Linked DNA regions of Homo sapiens: all the other regions are linked to region 1. A link is an interaction called in ENCODE POLR2A ChIA-PET data of the cell type or tissue named here. Cell type or tissue: MCF 10A. All regions are shown on one strand. Region 1 has its middle 4.6 kb from the start of NFIA. Region 2 overlaps NFIA (nuclear factor I A). Region 3 overlaps NFIA (nuclear factor I A).

What was found. ChIA-PET counts read pairs that join two places held together with the same protein. Peaks named below come from ENCODE experiments on the same cell type or tissue, not always from the same donor. Only the 100,000 strongest peaks of a DNase experiment are listed, where the experiment ranks them.
Region 2: POLR2A ChIA-PET joins it to region 1 with 21 read pairs; 4 of 35 experiments call an interaction of 5 or more read pairs at or near these places.
Region 3: POLR2A ChIA-PET joins it to region 1 with 10 read pairs; 2 of 35 experiments call an interaction of 5 or more read pairs at or near these places.

What each region holds. Positions count from the first base shown.
Region 1 is chr1:61,075,952-61,079,951 of GRCh38, forward strand. It overlaps a transcript of NFIA not described here. Among named protein-coding and RNA genes, the nearest start is that of NFIA, 4.6 kb to the right of the region's middle. In MCF 10A, no CTCF peak of the experiment used is centred here; DNase peaks (open chromatin) are centred at 1,260, 2,140 and 3,540.
Region 2 is chr1:61,282,997-61,286,996 of GRCh38, forward strand. All of the region lies in intron 3 of NFIA (nuclear factor I A), which reads left to right. Among named protein-coding and RNA genes, the nearest start is that of NFIA-AS1, 31 kb to the left of the region's middle. In MCF 10A, no CTCF peak of the experiment used is centred here; no DNase peak of the experiment used is centred here.
Region 3 is chr1:61,316,403-61,320,402 of GRCh38, forward strand. All of the region lies in intron 3 of NFIA (nuclear factor I A), which reads left to right. Among named protein-coding and RNA genes, the nearest start is that of NFIA-AS1, 65 kb to the left of the region's middle. In MCF 10A, no CTCF peak of the experiment used is centred here; DNase peaks (open chromatin) are centred at 2,099 and 2,609.

The sequences.
Region 1 (4,000 bases):
TCGTGCCTCAGCCTCCCAAGTAACTGGGATTACAGGCACGCGCCACCACACCCGGCTAATTTTTGTAATTTTGGTAGAGACGGGGTTTCACCATGTTGGGCAGGATGGTCTCGATCTCCTGACCTTGTGATCCGCCCACCTCGGCCTCCCAAAGTGTTGGGATTACAGGCGTGAGCGACCGTGCCCAGCCAGCAATCACATTTTTAAAAACAACAACGAAAACCGCAGTAGCCTGGTTGTGTGCTTTCCATTTAAAGAGATAACTCCCTCCCTTCAGAGTCTTATTTCCTTGCTCTGCACCAATGGCTATTTTGTTGTTTAAAACAAACACTTAAACTGTTGACATTGAAATATCCAGACTACATGGTCTTAAAGAGTCTGGGTTAATGAAATAAGGTGAGTCAGTGAGATGAAGGACTTAATGTTCCAATAATTATCTTTTAAAACCCCCCTTTTAAATGTCAAAACTCTTACAGCTCTTCTCTTAGGGGAGTAGGAAGGGGAGGGGTCTCCTTTAATTTTGTGGAACCCAGGTTTTGTAAGGATATTGACAAATTAGATGCTTGGCAATTAAATTAGAATTTCACCGTATCTCCTGCCTTAAAAGAACAGCTTTATTCTTGAGGGAGCCCACCTAACAATTTTATGTTCAGTCATCTGCAGAGAATAGAGCCACTGTCTTTTTCTTTCCTAACCTAGGGTAGACGCTTTATTTCACTGCAAGTTCCCTGTGACATTTTGCACTCTCTTGATTTAATGCACCAAAGAGGATCTTTAACTCTTGGTCTACACTAGTGCAAATAAAGGTTAAATCTCTCACTAACCATCATGAACTAGCCTAATAACTCACGAGAGGCCCTGGAAAAAGAAACCGAGAGAGCAGGTGTGCAGACTTGATTAAAAGGTGCAAAACCCGCACAACCGCAGGCAAAGGTACTTTATCCTCACGTTGCCCAGTACCGGCTGCGAGGTGCGCAAGCAGGGGAACTTGTACTGCGCCAACAGAACGATTCCGAGAGCCGGGCCTAGTAACACAGGGGCTTTTCTTCAGAACGGTGTCCAGACCGGAGCTTGCGCCGAATGTAGGGGCTCCTATTGGCCACGCGCCGTAGGGGAGGAGACGACTGGCGGGGAGACAGACTGGAGGAGGGGAGAAGGGGGCAAGGCCTTTTCCCTGCCCCCTCCCTGCCCCCTCCGCCGCAGGCTGCCGCCGGTACCTCGTGCGTGGTTACTATGCAAATTGCAGCGATTGCGGAAATAAACAAGGGAGTTGGGAGAGGAGAGAGGGACTGCCGAATCGATTGCAACTTCTGCAAAGTCTCGTACAATCCAAAGCACGCAAGGCAAAACCAGAGCGAATCTGAGAACCAGCCAGCCCGGGTTGGATCGCTTTCAAAAGAGAGAGTGAGAGCGAGCGAGCGAGCGAGCGAGAGCGAGACAGTGAGAGAGGGAGAGAGCGCGCCTTGCAATTGCAAAAGCCTTCTGATTTGGAGTTAAAAAAAAAATTCTCCAAGAAGCCTGCAATTGGCCAACAGCTTTTTAAAAAATCTCTTCCGGGTTTTCAACGGTTCCAAGTTTATTTAGATATTTTTTAAATGCAAAAAAAAGGGGACAACAAATGAAGCAATTCGTCTGAGCATTTTAAAGTTTCTCACGTACTCTTTTTACATTGCAATGGTACGTGGTACATCTTAAACTTTCTATTTTGCATTTATATGATATGCGTTTTATAAACAATGGTAGAATGATTTTGTTTAATGGCTAAGACTAAAATTTCTCTAGCTCGCATATGCACTTAAGTGATTGCTGGGTAAATGTCTATTGTGATGGTTTTGTTTTAAAGATGTAGCTTTGTTGATGGTGTTTTTGCTATGTGCATCAGAGACCGGGTTTTCTTTTTCTTTTTTTTTTTTTTCGGGATTTGAAAAAATTGCTGAGCTTGACAGATTTTTTTTTCCTCCTAGCGCTTGCTCGGTTCCAGAAAGGGGTGGGGGGAAATCCTGTACGTGCTCTGTTCTGTAAAAGACGTCTGGCCTCAGCAGTCAACCTAACCCGAAAAGAAATGTCTGGACCCGGAGAATAATTGACGATTTGATCCTCTAATCAATGGGACAACTTGGGAGATTGACAAAAGCTTTATCCAATCATAAGGAAGCTTGGGTGTACAATAGTTCTCAATAGCCAGAGGGGGCGGGGCAGAGGAGATCTGAAGTTCTCTGCAGCTCTGAAGGGGATGGTGTGGTTCAAGCTGTCAAAGCTACAAGCGCTTCCGGATTTAGCAAGCACAATAGGAAAGAATTTTCGCGTTTAAGAAAAAAAAAAAAGCTGATCGGGGGAGTTTTGCATGAATCGTGTGCCTTCTTCCTTGTCTTTTGGAAAAAGAAACATTCTGCTAGAGAAATAACTTTGTATTGTTATTAACTTTGCATTAGCTATTATTTTTATGCTCAGGGAAGCTGGTAACTTGTGGAATGTGAAGTTCAACTTTAAGAAACGTGTGGCTTAAATCTTGCCTGAATTGTGGGACTGTAGTGAGCTTTGGGAAGTAATATATTGCGTATTCAGCATTACAAAACTTCTTACTCTGATTATCTTAGAAGCTTTGGCATTTCAAGTACTTTGAAATTAATAGGTAAACCTCTCTTCTTGAACTCTAAACAACAGTTTTAAAGGAGAGAATGTTTCACATGTGGACTAGCAGCTGTCTTACACACTTGAAAGAAATTAGGGGAGTGTTTTTTCTTGGCTATTCTTGAATTCTGCTTTTTAAGTATATGGTCAGTAGGAAATAGGACGTTAAGACTGGCCAAGTTCACGTTTCTCCTTGTTACCACAACAACCCCCGTGGAGAGTGTATGGAAGATCGCTGACTTGCTAACTGTTAGTTGGAGTCTGGCCTCTTGGACAAGTGCTTGATACAAATCCAGTGGAAACCAACTGCAGTAGCTTGTCTTGGAGACAGTAACTGGCAGCCTCTGACTAAAATATCTCCATCTCCTCCTCTCTGAGCAGCGTAGACACCCAATTCTGTTGGGAAGTGAATGGAAAATAATATGGGCTCTTTCCCTTCTTTGGATTAAATTCCCATCGAGCTATTTCCCAAGGCTTTAGGCCTTCCAGTCAAATCTGGCTTGGAAATTTGATGTAAGAATTCACTTGGACACTCACTTCAGCAACATGATTCAATTTAGGATTATATGCACATAAGAAAAATCTGCACAGAAGTGACCAGCAGGTCAAAAACCAGAGAAGAAAAAATGTTGAAAAATGCCAGTTAATAAAGTTAGTTTTGGTAAGAACTACAGAGTTATGGTGTTGTCGCTTATGAATCCCAGTCCTATCTTCACTGCTTTGGGTATTAAAATCTAAATCATATTAATAAGATCTCCCTATTAAGTAACCTCCAAAATGAGAGCTATTTGAGATGTACATATAAGTGAAACCTTATTGACGTAATTTATATATCTAAGAGGATTTCACTAAAGCTGGCAAGGTAACGTTTCTGCAAATAAAACACAGTAAATGCAAGGCTGGGCTCTGTGCCAGGAAGAATATGGATAGCAGAGAGCATGACAGGAGCCTCCTTTGCGCAGAGACAATCCCATTTCAAGGCAGCCTCCTACCACTTGGAAAATAAATGATTGGAGAGGTTATTTCCAATAAGGGGTTTATCCTTCCTAACAATGGGTCATTTATATGATTGCAGTGAACTAGTTTCCATACTTCACCTGCGTTTCCTCCACTGCTCTCTCTACTATCCTTTCTTTCTTCCCTCCTCCTCCATCCCTGCTCTCTCTCAAGTGCCTTAGTATCTTTGTGAACTCTGGACAAGGATTTACTTTTGCAACTTGGGAAGAGGGGAGAGGGTTGGAAATGTTTTTTACCCCCAGTCTGCCCTTTGAGGAACATCTGTTTCTTTGTGCGTGTGTTTAAATTTATGCCTGTTGGAGAGAAAGTTACCAGAAGCCTTTCTGTAACTGTAACTCTTCTACTGTATTTT
Region 2 (4,000 bases), 210 kb after region 1:
ATGCTTGCCCCAGATTTTGAAAATTTCCAGCTCTACCTGCCAATTTGAAAATTACCCTGTGGAGTATTGGTTGAATCTACCTTTCATGTTCACCATCTTCATTTATGTCGTTCACATCCTGAATTGTTAAAAGAGGTATCATTGTTAAATGTTGCTAGGTGAACAAGGAATGTACTTCTTTTCATCCGTAATTGTTGCTATTTCATGCATTATTATTTAACTCATTGAATTTTTAATGTTTACGAAATAAGTTTTAGTGCAACTGACTTCCTGACTTAAGATTTATGTGTAGGGCTGGACACAGTGGCTCACGCCTGTAATCCTAGCACTTTGGGAGGCCAAGGCGGGTGGATCACTTGAGGTCAGGAGTTCAAGACCAGCCTGGCCAACATGGTAAAACCCGGTCTCTACTAAAAATACCAAAAAAAAAAAAAAATTAACCGGGCGTGATGGCAGATGCTTGTAATCCTAGCCACTTGGGAGGCTGAGGCAGGAGAATCGTATGAACCCAGAAGGCAGAGGTTGCAGTGAGCTGAGATCACACCACTGCACTCCATCCTGGGTGACAGAACGAGACTCTGTCTCAAAAAAAAAAAAAAAAAAAAAAAAAAAGATTTATGTGTAGGATTTACTTTGTAATTTGGGGCTGAGAAGAGAAACCTATAAATTTCTTTTTCTCTTTTTTGATGAACATTTTTTTATCTGACATTATTCTCTTTAAAAATTGTGGGCCTTCTTGTTTAATGTTTTAAATTGTTTTTACTACCTCCTCACATGTATAGTAGATATATTACAATATTATATTGCAATATTTATATATAGTGGGAAGGCAAAATAAAATTGATAATTCAAAACTGCAAAAATGGTCACTGCTGGATGGACTGCTTGTTTTAGGAACTGTTTTGATGAATGTGTCATTTAGTTGGGTGATTTAAAAAAATTTGGAGGCAATGCAACCTTACAGTTTATGTTTTACTGGGAAAGAAGGAGCATTCTAGCACCATTGACTTGTAAATGCAGTTTATCAATATTTCATAATTTGCATGACTTTCTTTTACAATTACCTAGCAACAGTTCTTCTCTGCAGTGTTCCTTCAAAAAACCCCGCAGGGACAGACACAGTAGAGTGACCACCAAAATAGCAGCAATAACAGTTATGATCAATATTCTAAAATATGTAAAGGTCCCAACTCAGGGAGACATTAAAACCTAAATGCCTTCTGGTTTCCAGATCTGTATAATTAAATTCTGACTGATGAATTTTCAGCAATGCAATGGAGCTAGTCTCTCTTCTTTAAGAGATTAGGGAACTAGAATTTGGTTTCATCTGAAATTTCATTCTGAAACTAGGTGAATTTTGCTTTCTTAAGAATTGTTAGCAGGTGTGACCCATCATTGTTTGCAAAGGCTCCTCAGAAATGCCTCCAGACAAAGGAAATTCCTGAGTCTTTCTCTGTGAAAGATGAGGTGCCATCCTAGGCTGGGGGCTTCCCCAAGTGCATGACGCAGTGGAGGCTGCAGAGCTTAAGCCACGGGATCCAGTGTACTTAAGGCGCCTTTTCAACTGAAAAATGGGGGGTGTGGGGGGAGATTTGTAGCCATTTTAAAGTAGTCTTATCCTCACACATTATGAGTATTTTATTGTCTTCACACAGAGAATAACTAGCTGAACAGACTTTAGGTTAGTTGGCTAGTAGCCAAAATAGGAAATGTTTTAGATCCTATTCCCCTGATTTTCAGGTTCTAAAATGGACTGACTGGGTGGTCTGTTTCAGACATCTTCCCCTCCCCACTCCCCCCACCTCCAACCCTTCACACACAAAGAGTTACACAGGAAAGAAGAAAAAAAGGGATTTCTTGCTGGTCCTCAAATTCGTTTGTGCCTCTGACTCTTATCCCAGGAGAGACCCAGAAGTGCCTATTGAATGTAACGTTCCAAGTAGGAAAGCATTTTAAAGTGTGTATTTAGAATGTATCTGGAATTGCGTAAATATATACATAGATCTAGATTCTAAAAATATGAAAATATGAAGCAATACAATTTATGCAGTATTTGAATTGGGCTCAAAAAGGAAATCAAATGAGGAGCCGTCATCAAATCACAGTGCGGTAGAAGGTGCACCTGGTGTTTGGCTACAGCTCCATCTGCCATTGCTCTGTTTTCCCTGTGATCTAAGCCTGGAACTAGTATGACAGGACCCTTTGACAGAGATATCCTTAGAAGGACCACTTCTAATGGCCACTTTTCATACCTCCCCATCAATTAAAAACCAGCGTGGTGAAAGATCAGAGGGGCGAGCTGGGGTCAGGAATTGGGTATGAGCTTTCCTTGCCACAAATAATAGGGTCACTTCTGCTTTTAAATTTGAATGTGAATTTGTTGTTTTTAAGCCTGTACATTATTTTTTGGAAGGAATTACCTATTTGTGGATAATATTAGTAAACTGAATGTAATATACATAATGTATTTGGGGATTTGGAGTCACTAATCCAGATTGATTAGTTGCCTGCTAGAAAAATTCATGTGGCCACAAGGATTTTTGGCACCTTTTCTCCCTGCAGCTTCCTCATTCTTTTTCTCTTCTTCAGGTTTTACTCAGCTCCAGGCAACTCTTTTCCCCCTGGCATTAGCTTGTCGTTAAGGAAATCTAGTGGGATATCTCAAATAGGGGTGGAGGGTAGGGGGCACTATTTGCTGCAGATTACTCTGCCCCATCTCAGTTGTGCATTTCTATACTTGGTTGATTTTAACCCAAAGGGAACCAGGGAGTCTCATATGGCTTATCCACAGGCATCATATGGTGAATATCCAAAAAGAGAAATGTAAGGATATTGTGGCAAGGCTCGGCAAAATAGGAATAGCTTTTCAACAATCTTTCCACGAAGGAAAGTCAGTGTTTTCTTAGATCTCTGTAGGTATTTTACAACCAGAGAGCTTCTCAGCAAGTAGCACTTGTAAACTCAGAGATGAACAAGAAGAAGCCAAATCACAGCTTCCGAATAGGTCAAATTAGCAAAAGAGACTTGCCATTAAAAGCCTGACACTGAGCGTCTGTTAAGGGAAAATCAGTTGTCCAAGTCACTTAAAGACTTGTACCTCAATTTTCTCATAAGTAATTTAACAGATCATTCTTAAGAATTGCTGGATAGGCCGGGCAGGATGGCTCACGCCTGTAATCCCAGCACTTTGGGAGGCCAAGGCAGGCGGATCACGAGGTCAGGGGATTGAGACCATCCTGGCTAACACTGTGAAACCCTGTCTCTACTTAAAAAAAAAAAAAATTAGCCGGGTGTGGTTGCAGGCGCCTGTAGTCCCAGCTACTCAGGAGGCTGAGGCAGGAGAATGGCATGAACCTGGGAGGCAGAGCTTGCAGTGAGCAGAGATTGCGCCACTGCACTCCAGCCTGGGTGACCGAGCGAGACTCTGTCTCAAAAAAAAAAAAAAAAATAGAATTGCTGGATATATTTGGACTAGGTATTGGATGTGTTAAGGGAATACAGAGATAGAGCAGACATCCTGCTCTTGAGAACCTGATAGTCTAGTAAAAGGGAAAAGACACCATTTGTTCGTTCATTCATTCAACAGGTATTTATCAAATACACTCTAAGAACCAGGCATGTTCTAGGCATCACACTGAGCAAAACAGAAAATCCTACTCTTAATTTAGCTTACCTTCTTGGGGAAGGAGACAGACAATCAGCTGATTAATACACATGTCACATGCCAAGTGGCATCAAACATTATAAAAGAAAATAAGGCAATATAAGGGATTAAAGAAGGGAGGATGTGGGTACTGTCTTATAAAGGGTGGTAAAGGAAGGCCTTTCTGATGTGTTGACATTTGAGTTAAGTCCTAATGAAGTCAAAGAAGTGAATTATGCAGATATTAGGGACTTTTATTCTAAGAAGAGGGAACATTAAATATAACAGCCCTGAGACATGCTGGAAGAACACTAAGGGGGTTGGTGTGGCTTGAAGGGTACAAACAAGGGAGAGAAT
Region 3 (4,000 bases), 240 kb after region 1:
GTTTATACACTGGAGGGTATTTTCCTCCAGGGACCATATGGCTCTCCTTAAGGGTATTCAAAAATGTGTGAGGGCATTTTTGGTGCTCACAAGGAGGGGATGTTGCTGGCATTCAGTGGTGCAGGCCAGGGATGCTGAGCATCCTGAGGGGACAGGGCAGTTCTAAACACTGGAACTGATTCCCCTCCGAATGCTGATAACCCTGATGAGAAACATTGTAGTGGTTCCGAGAAGAACAAGAGCGCTCTTACTTGGAGCCGAGTCTGAGATGTCCTCAACACGTTCTGTGAGTCAAAGGTTATGTTCCCTAAAATCAAGGAAGTGGCCTGGATCATAAAGTGCTTCAATGATCAAAGTCAGTCAAGTGAAATGTGTCGATCATTCTCCTGCCTAAAAGGCCAAATTCTTTCAGCATTGATTTAAAGCTATAAGGAATCAAGACCCTTTCTTTAATGATGCTTTCTGATGATTCTCCATTTGTATTGACGGAAGGAGCTAAAGTGTGGAGGCTCTGCACTAGAGGGTAGTTTATTTTAAAAAGTTATTTCTGCATTTAGTGTTAATATTAATTGCTTATTTTATATGCCTTTTTATACCATCTGAAGTACTTTCACATCTAAAAAAATTTAAATAACTTTTTTTCAAAAAAATACTGAAAAATAAAATCAGATTTCTAAATTAAATAAATTAAATTCAGTTTCCTAGAGCAGGCAGCATGGCATATTTAGTTATCAACAGGAATTTTCAGCAAACGAAAGTCTTTTAAAAAATAAAGTGAAACTGGAAAAAGGAGGCCATTTTTAATTCTTTCTCTATATACTTCTGTACATTATTTATGAAAAAGTAGATAAAACTTGATCTCCTGCAAGTAAGATTGACCTAACGTCCATTTCTAGAGTATTAGTAGTCATCATCCCAAAAATATAAGACCAAAATTTGTATCCTTATGTCTAGAATAATGCTTGGCCTCTATAGATATTCAATATGTATTTAAAGAAGAGATGGTGATTTATATTTGAAAATATTTGAGGAATTATAAACAATTATTTTCATAAACACACAAATATATATACTAATATGATTATATTTAGGAATTAGATTTCTAACATTTAAAATAGCTTAGAGACTAAGTACTGTTATTTCTCACTTTTTGTAGAAAAATCAAAAAATTCTAGAGAATTTATTTTTAATAATTTGTTACTAGCTTTAGAAAATAATTTTTTTACTCAAAAATTCACTTAAATAAAATTACATTATCTACATTTTGATTTTTATAGACAACTTTTATAAGAATACTTGCATTATTTAACATTCCATGTGAAAAGAATGTGGTTATTTCTTAATTTTTTCTGTTAAAAATTCCCTGTATGATTGAAGATCTAAGATATAAAGATTATGTTTGTTATTTATAACAGTTATCATTTTTTGAACACATTCTGTGTTCTAGGTTCTTTGCTAAGCATTTTAAGTGTACTATTTCATTATTCCTAATGACAAACTTATGAAGTAAGTATAATCATTAGTGTCATTTTACAGGTGTGGAAATTGAGGCTTAGGATTTTGGAATTATAATTTCTGTAATACTGCCCCTCCTACTTTATTGTAAATAAATAATATCTTGGAAATATGATTTTTGAAAGATGAATGAACATTTTGCCATATAGATCCCTTTACAAGAGAAAAGACAAGTACATTGCAAATTCACCCCGATTCATATTTAGCCCTGAGTATTTGTTTTTTTCAGATCACAAACAACTAAAAACTATGAAACTTACTATGTTTGATAATTACATATTTTACATTAGATATATAACTTACTTAAGTTCAAAACTAAGTCTGGAGAAGGTGGATAAATAAGTCAAAATTAACTTCATTTTAAGGGAAGTTTTACAAGCAATGGTAATAAGTCGCTGAGGAGAATGGACCCCGGCATGTTGGAATCCGTGGTTGCAAGCTGACACTTTGAGGGAATGTTCTTAGCAAAACACTCACTTCAACGGAAATTAGGTCAGCCTTCTGGAACATTTATCATGTATACCTGTCACCAGCAAGACCCAGTCCTTAAAGTGAATTGAGATCACAAGCAATGGTCCCTCCTGCTCTGAGCTGCAAAGGACACTCTAAACCAATAGTTCTACAAATATGTGAGCTTGGCAGACGCTCCCATGAAACTAAAGCCAACACCCATATAGTTGCTCTGGGAATTGAATTCCTTAATGCTTTGTTTATAGAATTTTGAAACAGCAAATGGATTTGGTCTGTTCTGAAAAAACAATCTGTCCTGTGGCTTGTTTGGAATAACATCTAGAGTTGCTATAGAAGGATGGAGGCAGATGACCCATGTCTGATTTGGAAGACAGTTTCGCCAGTTTCTTCTCCTTGTCCTTTATTGTTCAGCCAGGTTGGTTTTTGCCCGACTCAAGGTATTTGCATAGAGGAAAGGCCACCTTCTACCGAAGCTAATTTGATATAGAAACTAGAGTAGTTAGCAAAATCCAGAGCTAAAAGAGTTAGCAAAATCCAGAGTAATAGAAGGTAAGATAGAGTGTATGGTAAAACCAAAACAACGTAAATGAGTCATAACCCAGTGCCCTTTCAGTAATCATATGGCATCATTCTGGTGGTTTCAGAGCAGTGTCAGCAAGTATGGAGTCCTGTGTAGGAATCTGAGAGTGCATCTGTGTCAGTGTACATGTACTTCAGCCCAGTGAATATAATTCATTGAGGGTTTTATGCATGGAAATTACCACATTCACCAGGTAGCCTGTATCTACTGGACTAAGTTACCTTGCCTTGGAAAGGAAGTAATTACTAATCTTTCTCTTGTGTTTATGTTTGGCAAACTACACCTAAAGACTTCACTAAAAAATTGGTAAAATATATATGAAGCTGGTTGAAAAAAAGATGAAATTATACATATGTTTGTGTAGTAGCAGGAATCTTCCATTACATCTCAAGAATGAAAGGAAAAAACTATTAAGAATAGATGTTTCATTTCTGTGTTCATTCATCACAGATATACTGAGTACCCACCATATGTCATACATTGTACAAATGGTAGAATCAGAAAGATGAGAGAAGTAAGATCCCCACTTTAACTGAGTCCTTATTCAAGCTGTGTGTCTGTGTGTGTCTGTCTGTTTGCGAGTGACAGATCCTTAAACAAAAAATAATGATAACCTATGTGAAATGCCCCAGTAGAGGTTATTTTAAAACTCAAGGAGAGAACTCTATAACTTAAAGATATTTTGTCTACAAAAAGGAGCGAAGGTTTTATTCGAAGAAAGAGGAGCCTGTTTTATATGAAAATCCTGAAGATTTGAAGGGGCTGAAGAAGTAGAATGGATATGGAAGAAATCCACCAATGATTTCTTCCTGGAAGAATTAAACACACACACACACACACACACACACACACACACACACACACACACCAACTTTCATGATCACACTCTATTAAGCCAGGACCAGGAAACAATTTCTAATCAGCACTCTGATCTGGGCAGAGATTGTGCAGTCTTTTATACCAGGCCTCAGATCTGTGTTCTCTATTCACACATGCTCACTTCCAGCTGTTGTCATTGAAATCTCACATAATCTTCCAAGGTCAAAGGGCAGTCACCCATGGCTGCTGCAGTTAAAAGGTTATGCTGATTTCTGTTGTCAAATATTGGCCCTTTTCTCTTCCAACCACTCCCATTCTACTTCTTTTTTTTTTTTAAACAAGAAAAATCCAGCCTAGAATTGCATTACATGACTTTAAAGTCTTAAAAGTGTTCCTCCATTGTGCTAACACGACATGGCCTGAACAGTCTAATTCATTCTGTTACATTTCACAAAGAATTTTCTGGTACTTCTAAAATACTTTGTGCTAGGCCAGCAAACTTCAAAGTATTGTGACCCACATGATTGTGGCCTGCCATAGTATCTGCAGAAGTGAATAATACAGGTTCCACAATTTAATAAACATGGTGAATTTTGGCATCGATAACTAATTACT